Regions from separate parts of the Mus musculus genome. Here regions 1 and 2 are each linked to region 3. A link is a loop called in an ENCODE intact Hi-C map of the cell type or tissue named here. Cell type or tissue: left cerebral cortex. All regions are shown on one strand. Each heading gives the region's core, and the rest is flanking DNA. Links, peaks and the distances in the headings are about the cores only.

What was found. A loop is a pair of places that touch in the nucleus more often than their neighbours do. Peaks named below come from ENCODE experiments on the same cell type or tissue, not always from the same donor. Only the 100,000 strongest peaks of a DNase experiment are listed, where the experiment ranks them.
Region 1: it touches region 3 in a loop (9-fold over the local background); 2 of 42 quality-filtered maps call a loop at or near these places.
Region 2: it touches region 3 in a loop (5-fold over the local background); 5 of 42 quality-filtered maps call a loop at or near these places.

Annotation. Positions count from the first base shown.
Region 1 is chr8:34,331,497-34,337,166 of GRCm38, forward strand. No RefSeq gene overlaps it. Among named protein-coding and RNA genes, the nearest start is that of Gm33831, 52 kb to the right of the region's middle. In left cerebral cortex, for the core only: a CTCF peak has its summit at 2,801; DNase peaks (open chromatin) are centred at 335 and 3,574; H3K27ac peaks cover 340 bases.
Region 2 is chr8:34,390,049-34,395,718 of GRCm38, forward strand. No RefSeq gene overlaps it. Among named protein-coding and RNA genes, the nearest start is that of Gm33831, 6.1 kb to the left of the region's middle. In left cerebral cortex, for the core only: no CTCF peak of the experiment used is centred there; DNase peaks (open chromatin) are centred at 2,752, 3,182, 3,431 and 4,217; H3K27ac peaks cover 3,063 bases.
Region 3 is chr8:34,205,464-34,211,133 of GRCm38, forward strand. No RefSeq gene overlaps it. Among named protein-coding and RNA genes, the nearest start is that of Gm29243, 8.5 kb to the right of the region's middle. In left cerebral cortex, for the core only: a CTCF peak has its summit at 2,609; DNase peaks (open chromatin) are centred at 2,683 and 3,157; H3K27ac peaks cover 676 bases.

The sequences.
Region 1 (5,670 bases), core at 124-5,123, 130 kb after region 3:
GGATCCTGCTAGCTAGCCTGGTCTGGCCCCTCAGCAGTGGTGAGGTACTGGGGACCAGCCAAAAGGCACCCCTGGGGGTTGCAGCCAACTCACATGCTGAGAGGTCTTTGGATGGCCCAGGTCCCTCCCAGAGGTTTGCTGTCTATAAGTCAGGGCTGTGGAAGTGTTATCTTTGGTTTTGAGCAACTTTTGCCATTGTGGATGCAAGGGGCTCTTTATTTTGGGGGATGGGGGAGCCCAAGCACAGATGTTACTATTAAAAGCCCCAGTTGCATGGAGGGCTGAAAGTGGCGACAACGCAGAGAAAATGTTGTCTTCTGATTCCTAAGAACAGAGCCAGATGGAGGAGCCTAGCTGGGAATAGGAGGTGGGGGTGGGGTGGAGAGGGGGAGTGTGGCTAGGATCAAAGCCAGAAAAGAGGTGGCTTCCCAAAGAAAACCCCATGCCAGTTGCTGACGGGGGATGGGTGCCTTCCATCAGAGTTATAGAAAGCTCAGCTATGGGTCAAGCTATGGGCTTCGTGTCCAAATGTCTAGGTCCAACCCTGCTTCCCACCCTATGACCGTTAGCAGTGATGGCTGGTCTCAACTTGATTAATAGAGAAGTGCCTAAGGCATTTGTAAAGCACACCCCTGAATGTGTCTATGGGGGTGTTTCTAGAGATAGTTAGGTCTTGAGAGTTGTACCTGATGAAAGGTTTACTTTGTAGTGGATTAAAATGCCATAGACTGTTAGGAGGTGATGGAAATGTGGGAGGTACGGTCTGATTGGAGGAAATACACCACTGGGGGCTTATACTTGATGGCTATTTCCTGCCTTTCTTTCTTCCTATGATGCTATTCTGTGTCTTGTCCACCATGATGTCAGCCATTGTGACCCACCATCCTGGCCCAAATGGACTGAAATCTTTGGAACCATGAGGTGAAATAATTCTCTTTTCCTTGTTTTTTCAGGTGTTTGGTCACAGCTAGGTGAAACTAAATAATAAACCACCTGTGCAAATTAGCCAAGCTTGTTTGACTTTTTCAGGTCTCAGGGTTCTTAGCTCCAAAATAGGGTTGCTAATGGCGGGCTAAGAATTTACACTGAAGATGACTGGGGACAGTGCATGCAATGTCCTCAGAATGGTTCTCAAATTTGCCTACGAAGTAGAATTACCTGGAGATCTTTAAGGATCTCCAAAGGCTAGGGACTGAGGTTACTGACACTGGCCTAAGGGGTACAGCCTGAAATGCTCCCTAGATAACATACTGTGTTGAGTATTTTTCCCCCAACTAAAATTCATGGCCTTCACCAAACTTCAGAAAATGGCTATTATTTGGAAATATTAATAGTTTCATTGCAGGTCACAATTAGTTAAATAAAAATCTAGTGTAGCTTAAGCTAGACTAAGTTGTTATATATATATATATATATATATATATATATATACATACATACATACACACACATATTTATATATAGTTATAGTTATGAAAGGCTTAGGCATAAACAAGATGGTGTGAAGACACAAAGTGTTTCACAGCTGACAAGTTGACAGATGCCTAGGATGTCAGCTAGCAATTACCAGAAGCTGGAAAGGAGGCAGGGTTTACCCTTCCTCAGAGCCCTTCAGAAGGTTTCCTTGGCATTAGGAGTGTTTGCACACAACCTTGAGGACCTGAGTTCAGATCCCAGCACACATGTAAGAAGCCAAGTGTGACTGCTCAAGTGTCTATAAGGTCAGTGCTGGTAAGGGGCTGGGAGTGGGGCAGTTAGGAAGATCTCTGCGACTTGCTGGCTGCCAGTCTAACCCCAAAAACCATGAGCTTCAGGTTCAGGGAGAAAGCTGCTTACATGGAATAAGGCAGAGTCATAGGGAAGGATACCTGGCTTCTAGCCTGCACATATTCCAACACCACACCAGCACCCATATTTTCATAAATATATCTGTCTCTGTCTCTGATTCTCTCTTGAATCATGAATTAATGAATGTCTGTTGTTTTCAGACAGCAGACATTTGTGGTATTTTGGTATAGCAGCCATTATAAAAAAAGACCTCATGTAATTATTATAAGGTTGTGGACAAAGCTGTCAGTACAATTACTCAATAGATGTGAACTTTATTCATCATCTTGCAGTGTATTTATTGCCTTAGTCATGTGCAAGAATATCAGACTGGAACATCTTTGTTATTGTTAGTGTGTGAGAGGAGTCTTAAAGAATCTACTCCCTGGGATTAGAGAGATGGCTCAGTGGTTAAGAGCATTGGCTACTTTTCCAGAGGACCCAAGTTTGATTTTCAGCATCTATATGGTAGTTAACCTTTAATTCCAGTTTCTGGCCTTCATGGGCAATGCACACATAGGGTACAAAAACATACATGCAGTCAAAACCACCATATATATATATAAGATAAAAATAAGTAAATCTTTAAAAATAAAAGAACCTCACTCATCAAGCATGGATCAACCTCACAAACCAAAAGGGTAGTTCAGAGACATTTGTCCACGTGAGCTCTAGTGACTCTGTTACTATGACAAGTTGGGTCATGGGAACCTTCGGTTCACTGTTTCTGCTTTTGATGGTCAAACTATTCTACAAAGTCACCTTCTCTCTGATATATTGACTCATCAAGAGCCAGGGTCAAAACTTGCTTTCTTTTTCCTTCAGAGCATCAGCTTTTGGGAAACAAAGCCAGGTTGATAATTTTACTTCCTGGTGTTCTGCTCTGTCTTATCTTCTCTTTGAAGAAAAGAAGCACAAGAACCAAGAGTGGGGACTGGGGAGCAAGGAGCCGCAAGGCCTGAAGTACTACTGGTCTACCAGCAGGGGAAATCCCCATCACTTATTGATCCAGTGATAACATTCTCCCAGAACTCTTTGCCATGACAATGGACTCCAGGAGGCCTTTTCCTGTGATTCGGGGAGATGGACAGGTTCTGGGGCTGAAGTTTTGCATCACATATGTGTTAGAGTGAATCCTGTTATTTACCTCTTTATCTTCCATTTCTGGTATTCAAGGGGATTCTCAAACTTCAGCAGCCAACCGTTCTGTTTGCTTTGGACTGAAGGATTTCAGGGACCTGGGCATTTCCTTGCTAAAACTGGTAAAGTCTGAAGCAAGCTGGGTCAGTCTGTCTTTCTCTCAGAATTTTTGTTTTCCTCTGAGACTAACATTTTGGGTCTCTGTGTAAATTGGCCTTTGCCTGTTTCTAGTCTGCCACGTCTTTTCTTTGCTATTCTAAAGAGGTAGCGGCAGTCACCTATGAGCAAGACGCTCCCTCCACTTCCCAGATTGACCTGACTCTACTCTCCTGGCTGGACAGCTTTGCCTTTGGGAATGAGCATCCTGGCTCTGGAGTCCATCTTCTGGGCTGCTTCCAGGCTTACCTGTTACCACAGCTCACCATCACCAGACTGTTAGCTGTATCTTGTCTGTTGTACTGAGATCATTTTAAATTTATGTGTCTGTTTATATTCATGCCAGTGGGTGGATTGTCAATGAGCAACCCGAAACGGAAAGAAGACAGATTTCTCTATCGGTGGATTAGCTGTCAGTTGCTGGCAGAGTGAAGAGAGCTCATGAAGTGTGTGTGTGTGTGTGTGTGTGTGTGTGTGTGTGTATGTGTGTATGTGTGTGTGTGATTGGATGGGTAGGTGGTTGAGTGTAGGAAAGAGAGGAAAGGAGGAGGGATACAGTAGAGAAGACCATCTGTTCCTTGGAGCCTCTTTTAACTGTTCCCTCCCTTCTTTCCAGTAGCTACGTCCTTGGTTACCATTGTCTGGGACAGACTTTGATTTTAAGATATTTCTGACTTAGCTGTTGACCACAACAGTGATTCCGATTTTTGGTTCTTTTCTCTTTGAATTAGGTTTCCCACAGGGAGACGGAGGAACAAAAGAAACAGATTTTACTCACTTGGTTTAACTTCCTGGGTTCCATTCCTAGAGATGGTCCCTATAGCTTTAAGAAAACCAATTAGCCTTTTTCGGACCCTGATATAGTTGTCTCTTGTCAGAGTATGCCTGGGCCTAGCAAACATAGAAGTGGATGCTCACAGTCGGCTATTGGATGGATCACATGGCCCCCAATGAAGGAGCTAGAGAAAGTACCAAAGAAGCTAAAGGGATCTGCAACCCTATAGGTGGAACAACATTATGAACTAACCAGTACCCCGGAGCTCTTGACTCTAGCTGCATATGCATCAAAAGATGGCCTAGTCGGCCATCACTGGAAAGAGAGGCCCATTGGACACGCAAACTTTATATGCCCCAGTACAGGGGAACGCCAGGGCCATAAAAGGGGAGTGGGTGGGTAGGGGAGAGGGGGTGGGTGGCTATGGGGGACTTTTGGTATAGCATTGCAAATGTAAATGAGCGAAATACCTAATAAAAAATGGAAAAAAAAAAAAAAAAAAAAAAGAAAACCAATTAGCCTTTTTCATCGTCAGTTGCTTTGTAATAACAAGAACCCAGGCCACATGAACATGTTTTCAAAGTGTGGTACTGATGATGATAATCCTAGGGTATTCTCTATATTATCCTCTGCCCAAAGACCTAACGCAAAAGCAAGTGAAGGCATGTAGTTTATAGAAGAAAACCAACACTGATTACTCTGACAATCTGCCTTACTTGCTTATCTACCTCTGAAAGCCTGAACAGAGGTCAGAAGCAGATGTGGGTATCATCCTTTGCCTTGTTCTCTGGAAGCAAGTCTCTCAGCCCACCTGCAGCTGGCCTAGCAGCCAACAAACTATAAGGCACACTCCTGTTTCCACCTAAGAGCACTGAGTGTCACAGGCACATGTGCTGATACATGAAGCTTTTTTAATGTGGGTGTTGTGGATTCAAACTCGGCTTCTCATGTTTACTTAGCAGGTACTCTTCCTCGATGAGCCATCTCCGCTGCCCACAAGTACTTTATGGTTATGTCGGCACATGTGGTATTGGTGTGTGCACCATGCATGCGATCATACCGGCGAACCCATTGTGCACATATGCACATGTGGAGGCCAGAGCAAGATGTCGGCTGTCATTCCCTGTCACTCTCTACCTTATTCCCTCAAGGCAGCCTCTCTCAGTGAATTGGAAGCTCACTGTTATGGATAGCCTGGCTGACCCTCCAGCTCCCCTCATCTGGCTGCTTCTGCCCTGCAATGGTGGAGCCACAAGCATGGACAGCCACGCCCAGGAATCCTGGGATTCAATCTCTGGTCCTCACGCTGGCAGAGCAAGAACTCAACCACGCATTATTGCTTTAGCTATTAATTTCCTTTTCACGCTTTGGGATAAGGCTTATCCCAGCCCCATCAAATGAAAAGGAAAACAGCTTTGATTTAGACAAACACTGCAAATATCTCACAGAATTCTCAATACCCTGTGCCCAGCTCTCCTGTTATTGACAATTTACATTATTATTATATGCATGAACACCAACACCGTCTTCATATTTCTGTAGCTTTTCTCCAACCTCTCTGCTTTCTGTGCCAGAATCCCATCCAGAATTCTGCATCACATTTAATTCTCTTAGGTTCCCAAAGGCAGGGCCAGCTTCCCTTTTCCAACTACCTCTTTGTCTAGTGTGTTTTTGTTTAGTTGATTTCCATTATTTCTTCTTATACTGAATTCAATTCATTCTTAATTATTATTATTATTATTATTATTATTATTATTATTATTATTATTATT
Region 2 (5,670 bases), core at 124-5,123, 180 kb after region 3:
GAGCCTAGAAAGGGCTCCAGGAAGGCAGAGGATCCCCCTGCCTGAAGGTCTTCCTGTGCACTCCTTGCGTTTGCTGTCTGGAAGGACTCTTGCAGAGAGCTGTGACTGAGACATTTCCCTTTTGCCATCCTGCTCCCAGACCACACAGGCCTCGCATGACGGAACCAGCCCATAATTCTGGAAACATCCTTCTTCAATGAGCACAAAGCATGCATGCTTTAAGTCCTGAGGGACAGCACCTTGTTTTGACAGTTGGAGCTAGATGTCCACGTGTGTGTAAAATAGCACTCACTGGACATTAAGCGGTGTGCATGAAGTCACGAGACAGGATGTAAAGAATTTCCTTGGTCTCTGCCTAGAACTGTTATGCCTCCCTCTCCCTTCCTTCCTTCCTCCTTTCCCCTCTCTCCTCTCCTCCCTTCTTCCCCCTTTCTTTTTTTTTCTTCCAAGAATGGATGGGAAAGACAGCCATGCATCTAACGCACTTGACATTTTGTAGGGACATTTGAAAACTGGCTGCTCTCGGTACTAATACTTGTCAGTGTGTGCTGATCTTAATTTCTTTACAACCACTCCATGTCAGTTTTCTGGGTGGGCCTCAACCCATGTCTGTGAAGGAGAATATCTCTTCATAGGCTCTTGCTGTACTGTGCAATTCTTTCCATTATGATTAGGGCTGTACGGAGACCAATGATACCCACAGTTCAGGGAGAAGGAAGAGAATTGGCATTTATTCAGCACCTGGGATGAGAAAGAAGCACAAATGTCACTGTCCTCCATCTGCCCACAGTGGGGGGATGTGGTGACACGTCTGTCCCCACTTTCCAGCAGTGGCAACAGCTCCCATCAGGGACAGAGTTGGGTCTGCATGAACTCAAACCCCAAGAGCTACCCAGAACCTTGTGCGGTCTAAGAAGGAAAGCTTTGACTGTAACGTTAATGTAGTTTCTTTCATTTGCATATACTAATCATGTAAGGAGGCTGCTATCCCACTGAAAGGCATTTCCCTGGGACCATTTATGTGTCATACCCTGAAAATACTGAAAGAAGCACACAACACTCCAGCAAGCTTGGAAGGCCTATCTATCGCTTCTTAGCTCTATCTGTGAACCTACCTGATCTACGGCTTCTTAGCTCTGCCCAGGAACCTACCTTATTCCCTTTTCATTGCTGCTTTTCTCTTTTGCAGTGCAGGGTGGGGGGGGGGATGTCTTCCTAGCACCTGGCATAATGCTAAGAAAGCAGCCTACCACCGGGCCACACTCTTCGTCCCTCATCCTATGCCTTCATGTAGCTGAGAGTTCCAACAGCTAGGTAGAAATAGAGCTACCCCAGGCCCACCATGGTCAGGGCATGCAGACTCGTTCCTCCTTCCTCAGAGCTCAGGCGGAAGAGCAAAACATTGCTGCAGAGCTTTCTACAGGAGTAAGGAAGAAGGGACAAGACCAAGACATCCAGGAACATGGCTTTCTTCTAGTACGGGAGGACGAAGGGTAGATGCTGTTTTCTTCAGGTCCCTCCAGGACTTGCTGCTCTCTGTGAGGCTGGCTCTCTCTGTCCCATTCACTCCCCTATGTATCGCACGCATCTAGATCAAACTACACACTCAACTCTCAGCCCCCATTAGTTGTTGGCTCATGCAATAATTAATTCGGCCCAACACTGTGGCCAATAACATATGGGACAGATCGTCTCCATTTTAATGGCTTTATTGGGCTAATTTAGAGGGCTTTAACCCCTGGCTTTCAACAGTCACGCTGCTAGATCCATCTTCCACATTCATGAAGCACCATGAATGGTCACAGGAATTGGAGGATCACTCTGGGTGCAGCCATGTTGACCATCAGAGGAAGGAAGGGTAGACTAAATACCCTATGGATGATGATGGGTCTGATGCTGCCTTATGGGGACAGGTGACGGGTGCCATATGGCCAAGCTGCCACCATTTTCACAGCAGCTGTGTTCGGAATCAAAAGGTGTCTCGGTGTACCCCGAAGTCAAGGAGGGGATTTGAAATATATTACAGACTCCTTTGTGAGAGGTAGGGGAAGAAACGGAGTCAAACTGTGGCTTAACCCTTTCTTCCCCACACTCTCCTGCTGAGGTCAGAAGGTGGGTTCTTGCAGCCCGAGCCCAGCTGTTGTCTTCTCATCTTTGTGAATCTGGCCACACAGTCATGCAACTAAAGACGTGGATTCACTTCTCATGCTTCGCACAACATTTTTACTGACTGGAGTGTAGGCTGTTGAGAGAACATTTTCAGCCCTGTATTTGTTTGATGAGCCAGGGAGGGCTGAATAGGTGATATGGAATCAGTATGGACTGCATTGCAGTTCCTGCATTGAACTGTAGACATCTCGGGGTTTCTACCCACACAAGGCTCCTCCCTGCCGAGCATCTCTGGGCACAGGAGAAATAGCATTTTGGGTTCCTTGCAGCCCCCCAGAGCATGTTGGTCCAGCTGACATTTGGATAAATGAGCCACATTATCCAGGAAAAGGAGTGGATCTCTGGTCATCCGGCTGGGAAGGAGGGCTGTCATAAGAAGCTGTGTACGGCATGAACAATGTGTGGGGGGCGGGGGAGAGGGGGGAGGTGGGAGTTTCCTGCCAGAGAGCCAGCTCCAGGCCCACCTGCATCTCCTTGGCAACAGTGATGGGGTAGAATTTATAGGCTTGTTCCTACGTGAGTGCCTTGGGTCTTTTAAATACCTGCTGGCTTTTCTGTACACCCACTGCGTCTCTGAATCATTATGCAGAGCTTTGGGCGTCTCTCCCTCCCACTCCAGGCCCTGGCAAGGCTCAGGGAATACGGAGAGGTTCAGGAGGAACAGCCTTTCAGTATTTTGCTTTGCTCCCCGGATTGTCAATTTTAGGGTCTAGATGTGACTTTGCAGGGTTACTTCTGAACGGGCCAGCGAGGTATAGAGGAGTCTGGACATCAGCACTTTGACTCCCAGCTGTTTAATGGTACCATCTTGGCTCAGATGGCTCCCTACTCTATGTCCCTAGTCTCTCTAAAGAGGAGCGCTGGAGTTCCTGGCCTCAGAGGGGCCTTCTACTGCCAGCATTTTGTGTGCTGTTATCGGGCTTCTCCTTGGCTATGCACACCCGGTTTAAGAACACAGCACCTGTCCTGCTGCACAGTGCCAGCGCCTGCAAAGGCAAGCCAAGCAAGCCGCATTGTTAGCGCCAACCAACGGGAGTCCAGAGCCAGAACTCAAATGGAATTAAGTGCCAAGAGCCCAAATAAGCCGAACCAGGCACTCTACTTCCAAGTTTAAAAAAAAAAAAAAGACACTAAAAAGAAAACCAAACTTAGAAACCAAGAACCAAATGTGTGCACTTTAAAAATAAAACAAACCACTTTTTGAACTAGTTAGAACCAGAATTGGTTCCCTGTATTTTTTTGAAAGCTAACGCCGAACACCAAAATATCCCCTGGACCGAATCAAACAGATTCCCAACAGTTTCAGTCTCCAGTTAGAAACAGACAAGCAAGCAGGCAAGTGGAGAGATTTTAAAAAAAAAAAAACAAAAAACCTCCTGACATTTAGAGTGAGATTCTGTTTAGGACTGAATCAGAAGAGAGAATTTTTAGTTCTGTTGAGTCAAGCACATCTTCTACAACCAATAGGGAAAATGCTGGTGCTGTCCGCTGTTCAGAGGATGATGGATCGGCCACAGTTTACTGCTCAGTCGCTGGGCCACAATTTCCAGTTGATTGTGCAGCTCTTCTGCCCTTTCCCTAGATCTTATTTGAATGGAATATTGTATGCGAGCGGGTTTCCGTATCTCCCATTTTGGATACGCATCCAATGCACTTACATCGCAGCTCCCCTGTTCCTCTGCTGCCCTTTCTTTTTTCTCTCCTTGTGGGAACCTTGTCTCTTCCTAAAGAGCCTGCCTTGTTTTCATGCCCACTGTTCTTCTTAAATGCCGGTTCTGCATGGGAAAAAAATGGAGTGATTTTTTTTTTTGTTTTGTTTTTGTTTTTTTTTTCTAAGTCTGGCTTATTTTATTTAACACGATCATTTCTGGTTCCACTCATTTTCCTACAAATAATATGGTTTTGTTTTTCTTTGTGGCTGAATACACTCCAGTGTGCGTATAGTGTTTTTATTTCTCAGTCCATAGATGGGGCGCCTAGGCTGGTTATATAACTTAGCTATTTATGAACAGTACCACAGTGAGCGTGGACGGTGAGCTTCTCTTGAGTCTGTACCCAGGAGTATCACGCTGCCTCCTCTTTCTGCTAGTATCATTATTTTTGAAGAGTTTGGATGACCATATGATGGCATCACTGATATGTAAGGACCAGGAATTTTTGAAGGACTTATTTTATCTGAAGTTCATAGATGGCCTTTGTCCGAGGTAGCTGGTCAGTGGACTCTGTCAGGTTTGTACCTTTGTGGTCTAGGAGAGATGATGAAGAAGAGATGATGAGAAGCATCTTATGATTTAGCTGTCACCATTTCCTCCTCCCTCTTTACTGTCTCTTTCTCCTCCTCCTCCTCCTCCTCCTCCTCCTCCTCCTCCTCCTCCTCCTCCTCCTCCTCCTCCTCCTTCTCTGTGATGACTGAAGGACCAAACTGTCATGTCTTAGAGAAGTCACAGACGCTCAGAGCCCAGTGGGTGGGCTGCCTTTGCAATGCCTGAGTGTCCGGGGTTTCTCTGAGTATTTGTAACTTCCTCAGATGGTGGTCTGTCCCCAGATTGGGACACTTGCTCTTCCATAACTGGAAGAGATGTCACATGAGAGTGGAGATCTATTTCGGCCCTGTTACAGTGCCTGGCTTAGAAGCTGGCATGTGATGTAAGGTATAAGTCCCAAGCCTGGTCTTCCATGTGACACCTTTTCTGTCGGAAGCAGCTCTGGGCCAAGCAAGGGCTTTCTTCCTGGACTTTCTCCTACCCACTTTTTCCTCAGCATCTTGTTCGCAACAGCTGCCTTGTGTCTTCCTGTGTCACAATCCTGTGCCAGGGGAGCAGGGTCTGACTCTGCTGTGCCTCAGGATCTAGGATGAAGTGCTAGAGATGGGGAATGGGGTGCATCTCAGTTTAGGGTGTCCACATCTCCGTGGTTCACCCGTGGGTGACCTCTGAACTCAGTTTTCCTTCTCTTAAAGTTATACACAGAATTTACAAAGTTGCATTGGAAGCAAGAAGGTGACTAGGTGTGAAAGAGTGTTTGCTCTACAAATACAAGGATCTAGTTTGAATCCCCAGCACCTGTGTAGAAAGCTGGCCATGGTATGTGAGTCTGGAATCTGAGCACTGATGGGGTGGAGACAGGCGGATCCCGAGCTTGCTGGCCTGCCAGCCTGAGACAAGCTTCCAGTTTAGTGAGAGATCCTGCCTCAAAATAACACAGTGCAATGTGATTAAAACACCAATGTCCTTTGGCCTCCATTTGTACACCTATATACTCATGTGCGTGCAACACACACACACACACACACACACACACACACACACACACGCGCGCGCACACACACACACACACACAAGTTATGTTCTGAGACTTGCCAGGAAAAGTATTACTTTCCACTCCCCTTAAGGGCCCCGTCTTAGTGCTTCTACTGTAGTGATAAAACACCATAGCCAAAAGCAACTTGGGAAGGAAAGGGTTTATTTCAGCTTATATCTCCTGGTAACCATCCATCACTGA
Region 3 (5,670 bases), core at 324-5,323:
AAGAAGTAAGCAATAAAGCTTTTGCCACGGAAGATTCCGGTTTGTTGCGTCTTTCTTGCCGGTCGAGTGGGACACAATAGTAGGCCAGTTGGGGTTTTGTCTCTGAAGGATGCTCCAGGTCCCCAGACCCTATCCCTATGCTTCCTGCCAACCATGACGTGACGAGATCTTCCTCCATACACTCTGCAGCCATGATGTTTGTCTCTTTTCGGGCCTTGAGTAATGCAGCCAGCTGACTACGGATTAGAACTTCTGAATCAGGAACTCAAACAAACCCTTTTCTGAGATGTTTCTCTGTGGTATTTATTCACAGTAATGAAAATCTCACTGACATGGGTCACATGAGCAAAGAGAGTGTCTGGAGACGGGACAAAAAGGTACTCATCCAGTAGATTTCCCATCATCATGGGGTGCTGTACTGGCTGGTTTTGTGTCAACTTGACACAGCTGGAGTTATCACAGAGAAAGGAGCTTCAGTTGGGGAAATGCCTCCATGAGATACAACTGTAAGGCATTTTCTCAATTAGTGATCAAGGGGGAAAGGCCCCTTGTGGGTGGGACTATCTCTGGGCTGGTAGTCTTGGTTCTATAAGAGAGCAGGCTGAGCAAGCCAGGGGGAGCAAGCCAGTAAATAACATCCCTCCATGGCCTCTGTATCAGCTCCTGCTTTCTGCCCTGCTTGAGTTCCAGTCCTGACTTCCTTGGTGATAAACAGCAGTATGGAAGTGTAAGCCGAATAAACCCTTTCCTCCCCAATTTGCTTCTTGGTCATGATGTTTGTGCAGGAATAGAAACCCTGACTAAGACAGGTGCCAAGAAGTTTCCTAGTCACTGGGTATATTTATTAATAAATTGGACCACAAAAAGGATTCTGCTCTTATAGACTTGCCACCTTTCTTTTTGAGAACATAGATCATTAACACATGGGCCATAAATCTAGATGTCTCTGTGATCAGCACCTTGAAGAAAACACAACGGGACTGAGAGGACTGTTGTGTGAGGAGATCCTGAGGGTCGAAAAGGTTGAAGAGGGAGTTGAAGGGTTCCCAGAACCATTGAGAGGGCTGTGAGCTCTCTCATCAGTAGGGAAGTCGATCCATCTGATTCCATTATCTCAGGAATGGGAAGCCATGCAACATCAGTGACTGCTTGGCAGAGTGTTGGTTATCCAGGGGCTCTGCCTCACGGATGAGCTGGTATGGGGGCAGGGCATATGTACGGGTGGAACACAGCTGTCTGCCATTGAGTATATGCAGCATGTATCTGAGGATGGAGCTCAGAAGTGCTGAGCAAGCAGGTTGTCTGTCTTCTCTTTTTGGGCTCACAAAGCACCATGGTTCTTATGAGCTTGGGAAAGAGAAAGACAGTCCCCACCCCTCCCCCAACCTTCTTTTCCCCAAGTGACTTTTTTTTTTTAAGACTTATTTATTTTATGTATACAAGTACACTGTAGCTGTCCTCAGACATGCCAGAAGAGGGCATCGGATCCCATTACAGATGGTTGTGAGCCACCATGTGGTTGCTGGGAATTGAACTCAGGACCTCTGGAAGAGCAGTCAGTGTTCTTAACCGCTGAGCCATCTCTCCAGCTCCCAAGTGAACTTTTAAATCACATTTGGATAGGAAGGTCTCACAGGATTTAATTTGACTAAAAAAATAAAGGATTAAAAAAATATCTCTTGTGTCACGGAGCTACGTAAAGCAATGTACATATATTACCTATAGTTGCCTGCTCTACTTAAAAAATTAAAATTGCACTCATTTATTAGTTACTTGCATACTGCATGCGGGTAAATGCCTGCCATGGGGAGTTAGTTTTCTCTTTCTACCGTGTGACCCCCCCCCCACCCCCCACCCCCGGGATGAAATCAGGTGGCCGGACTTGTCTCTCACGTTAGATTCTAGGTGGCTCCAGGTCCACCTCATGACTCTCTCCACACAGAAAGCTCCAGTGATTAAAGGTTGGTTATCCAGGGGCTGCATCATGGTTGAGCTGGTATCGGGGCAGGGCATGTGTATGGGTGGAACACAGTTGCTTGCCATTGAATAGTCCTTTCAGCACAAACACTCAAGCGAACCAAGCCAACAAATCCATACAACAAACATGCAGACTTGTGTGTGTGGAGAACTATGTGAAGAGATGCTACACTGGGACAAGCCACGGCTTGCGCCAGAGACTGGCTTCTCAGAGGAACCCACTGTCCAGCCAGGATGCCTTCCTTGGCAAGCTTTTCCTGCCTGGGCCTCTGTCTTCACTTTGTGGGCTTTGAGATCTTGCAGGGTATGGTGATTTGCATAAGAGTGGCCCCCACACACTATAGATTTGAATGCTTGGTCACCAGGGAGTAGCACTATTTGCAAGTATTGGGAGGTGTGGCCTTGTTGGAGGTGCCAAGAAACCTACAAGGAGAGCTTGTCTCCTCTGCTCTGAGTGTGGGGCACCTGCCACCTGTTTCCTGAGGGCTCTGTCACTGGGCTGGAGCTGGGGCTTGATGAAACCAGTGCAAACTCAGGCTTAGTAGGTGACGGTATTGCCAGAAGCCCGCTCGCGGCAGCGCCTCATTTCTGCTTTTGCAGACATCCTGGCTTCAGCAAAAGGCGGTGCAGAGAATGCTGCACGGATGTTGTCCTTTGGGTGCAGGTTTGCTGAGTGGGCAGGTGGTGCTAGTATCTACTGGAGCAAGTTGCTAAGGTTGGAACCCAAACCAGAAAAATGGTAGGTGTGCCGTGGGGTAGAGACAAGAACAGCTGCAGTATTCAGGGGAGTGAGTCAGCGGAAAGAGCCTCCTTCCTCCTCTGGCACTGAGCTCGTGAGGCCAGCCCACCTTCCTGACTGCCCAGATCCATCTAAGCATCACCGGGGCTGCTGTTTCTGTATGTCAGGGCAAATTCTGCCTTGCTCGCACTTTAGCCGCGTCGGTAGTTTTGTCTTGGGTGGTGTGGTGGTATGTGGGGGCTCCTCAGTGCCTGTGGTTTTGAGTCTCTCCCTCTCTCCTTGTAAAATGAAGAAGTTGGTAAAATGTCTGACCCTGCTCTTTCCTACCAAGAAGGACTGGCAAGAGGGTGTAGGTTGGTGTCTGTGGTCGAAGAGTAATCACTGAGTTTCACTGGTGGTTCTTCCAAAGCCAGGGCTGTAGGTTGGACTTGGGAATTCCGTTTCTGGAACAAGCCCTGGAGGCTAATGAAGGGGGTGGTGCTTATGCTAAAGTTCTGTTCTCCAATTGGTTCTTGATTTGTCAATAAAGGAGGCCAGGACCAATTGCTGGGTAGAAGGTACAGGCAGAACTTCTGGGTTCCAGGAGGAAAAGGCAGGGACACAGAGAGGGGCTTTTCTACCATGCTTTGGAGGACGAAGAACACAAGAACCATGTAAGGTCTCAGGGAGGGGGCAGCTAGGGCCTGCAGCCTCTGCTATAAGCGGGTGGACAAGGATGTTTGGCAGGGGCTAGATGGGACTAGCCACTAAGTTTAGGGCAGGTGGAAAGATGGAGATAATAAATTGCTAAGGGCATGCTTTTCTAGGTGAGAGATATCTGAGCCCAGCAATTGTGTCAAGAAGACAAACTGTGGAGGAATAAACTGTGTGTGTCTTTTATCCACAGATTGAAGGGTCTTGGGTGGGAGCTGGTAGTGTGGTCACCTCCCTGAGCAAAGGCCAGTAAACAAAAGGGAAACAGGGAGGGGCTTTGCTGACCCTGGCAAAGGTGGTAAACAGGCTAACCCAGACTTATAAAGAGGACAAGAAATTAGATGCCTTCCGGTGATCTCTTGTGTCAATCAAAACCTTCCCTGTGTGCCCCTGAAACTGCTTGTTGTTCTTCCAAGTTTAGTTGCTTTTCAGTCATGGACAAATCAACGTGGGGGTATTTAGGTCTTGTGCACGCAGGACTTGACCAGCAAGAAGACGCTGCAACAGGATCCTTCTGCACACGTTTATTGGGAGAGCTTGATTGCAGAGGCGAAGAAACCCTGAGCCCAGAACTGGTGCTGCTTTTATAGGCCTAGGAGAGGCGTGTCTCACACCTGGATTGGTTATGCACTACGCCTCATTTGCATGTTCCTCATCTGATTGGCTACTCTCTCTCAGTACCTCACAGAGCCTCATTATCATACCTCATTTGCATGTCTCACATCTGATTGGTTACTCTCTCTCAGTACCTTACAGAACCTCATTATCATACCTCATTTGCATGTCTCACATCTGATTGGTTATACTCTCAGTACCTTACAGAACCTCATTATCATACCTCATTTGCATGTCTCACATCTGATTGGTTATACTCTCAGTACCTTACAGAACCTCATTATCATGTCCGGGCCAGGCAGTGTCTTTGCAAAAAACTTTACTGCATATGTACACATTGGTTGTTTGTCCAAACTTATGTGTGGTGGCCAGCAGTAGTCAGTGCCACTCAGCAACGGCACATGTGGCTTCCCACATTTAGGGTACTGGCTCGCACTGTTCCAATAGCCTCTGTTTTAGTGATGGAGTCTGTTGGTGTGAAGAACAGTCTCCTATACTTTCGGTTGTAGTTTGTTGCAATGAAATCTTTAAACAACCCAAAAAAACCTGTCGTGCTGTTTTGTTGCACCGCTTGGCCTCTGTGGTGGTTCTGAAGTGCACAGGCAGCTTCCTTCTGCACTTTCTTGCAGAAGTTTCCCTTCTCCCAACCCAGGCTCCCTCCCACAGCAAGTGCATTGGGATGTGAAGACAGCTTGCCTCTGAGCTTTCCCCCAGAAGTTCTGCTTTCCCCAACCCCTGCTCCCCGCCTCCCCCTGCAAATGCAGGGCTTCCTCCCCCTCCCTGGCCACTCAGAGAGAACTCAAGGAGCCCTGGGTACCAGCTTGAGTGTGATGGATGACAGCCCCCCTTGCCCTTGTGACGTTGAGGCTAGCTCTCTCCCTGATAATCAGGCTGGGCACTTCTCAGGTGCAGTTGGTGCCTGTCCTTGGAAAACAGAGATTAGGGTCCCATGTTTAAATCATTGAAGGGAGGTGATCAGGGGTCACAGACAGTTATGGCTGGCCATAAAACTAGTTCCTGATAGCCCCATAAAGATAATCCTTAGGTCAGAAGCATCCCCCTCGCAGACACGCAACCCTGCTCTACCAAATGGTATCATGTCTGAATTATGACTCACCTCCCCTGCCTCCCCCATCACCCTAAGCTTTCAAAGAGTCTCTAACTATGCTGCATATAAGTGCCAAGCCTTCCAAGCTCAGGGTCCCACTCCTGCCCTGTGCTGTGGGAAGCTTTGCCAGTCGAGTCTGACTCTTATGCATCAGACCCTATAGTTCTTGAGCTCTCCTGGGTTTCCTGCAGAGTCGGGGCATAACAGTTTGAATAAAATGGCCCCCATAGGCCCATAGGGAGTGGCACTGTTAGAAGGTGTGACCTTGTTGGAGGAGGTGTGTTGCTAGGGAGTGGGCTTTGAGGTCTCAAATGCTCAAGCCAGATCTAGAGTGACATTCACTTCCTGCTGCCTGCTGATCCTGATGTAGAAATCTCAGCTCCATCTCCAGCATCATATCTGCCTGGAAGCTGTTATGTCCTCTGCCATGAAGATAACAGACTAACCTCAGAAACTGTAAGCCAGCCCTGATTATGTTTTCCTTTATAAGAGTTGTTGTGGTCATGGTGTCTCTTCACAGGGATAGAAACCCTGACTA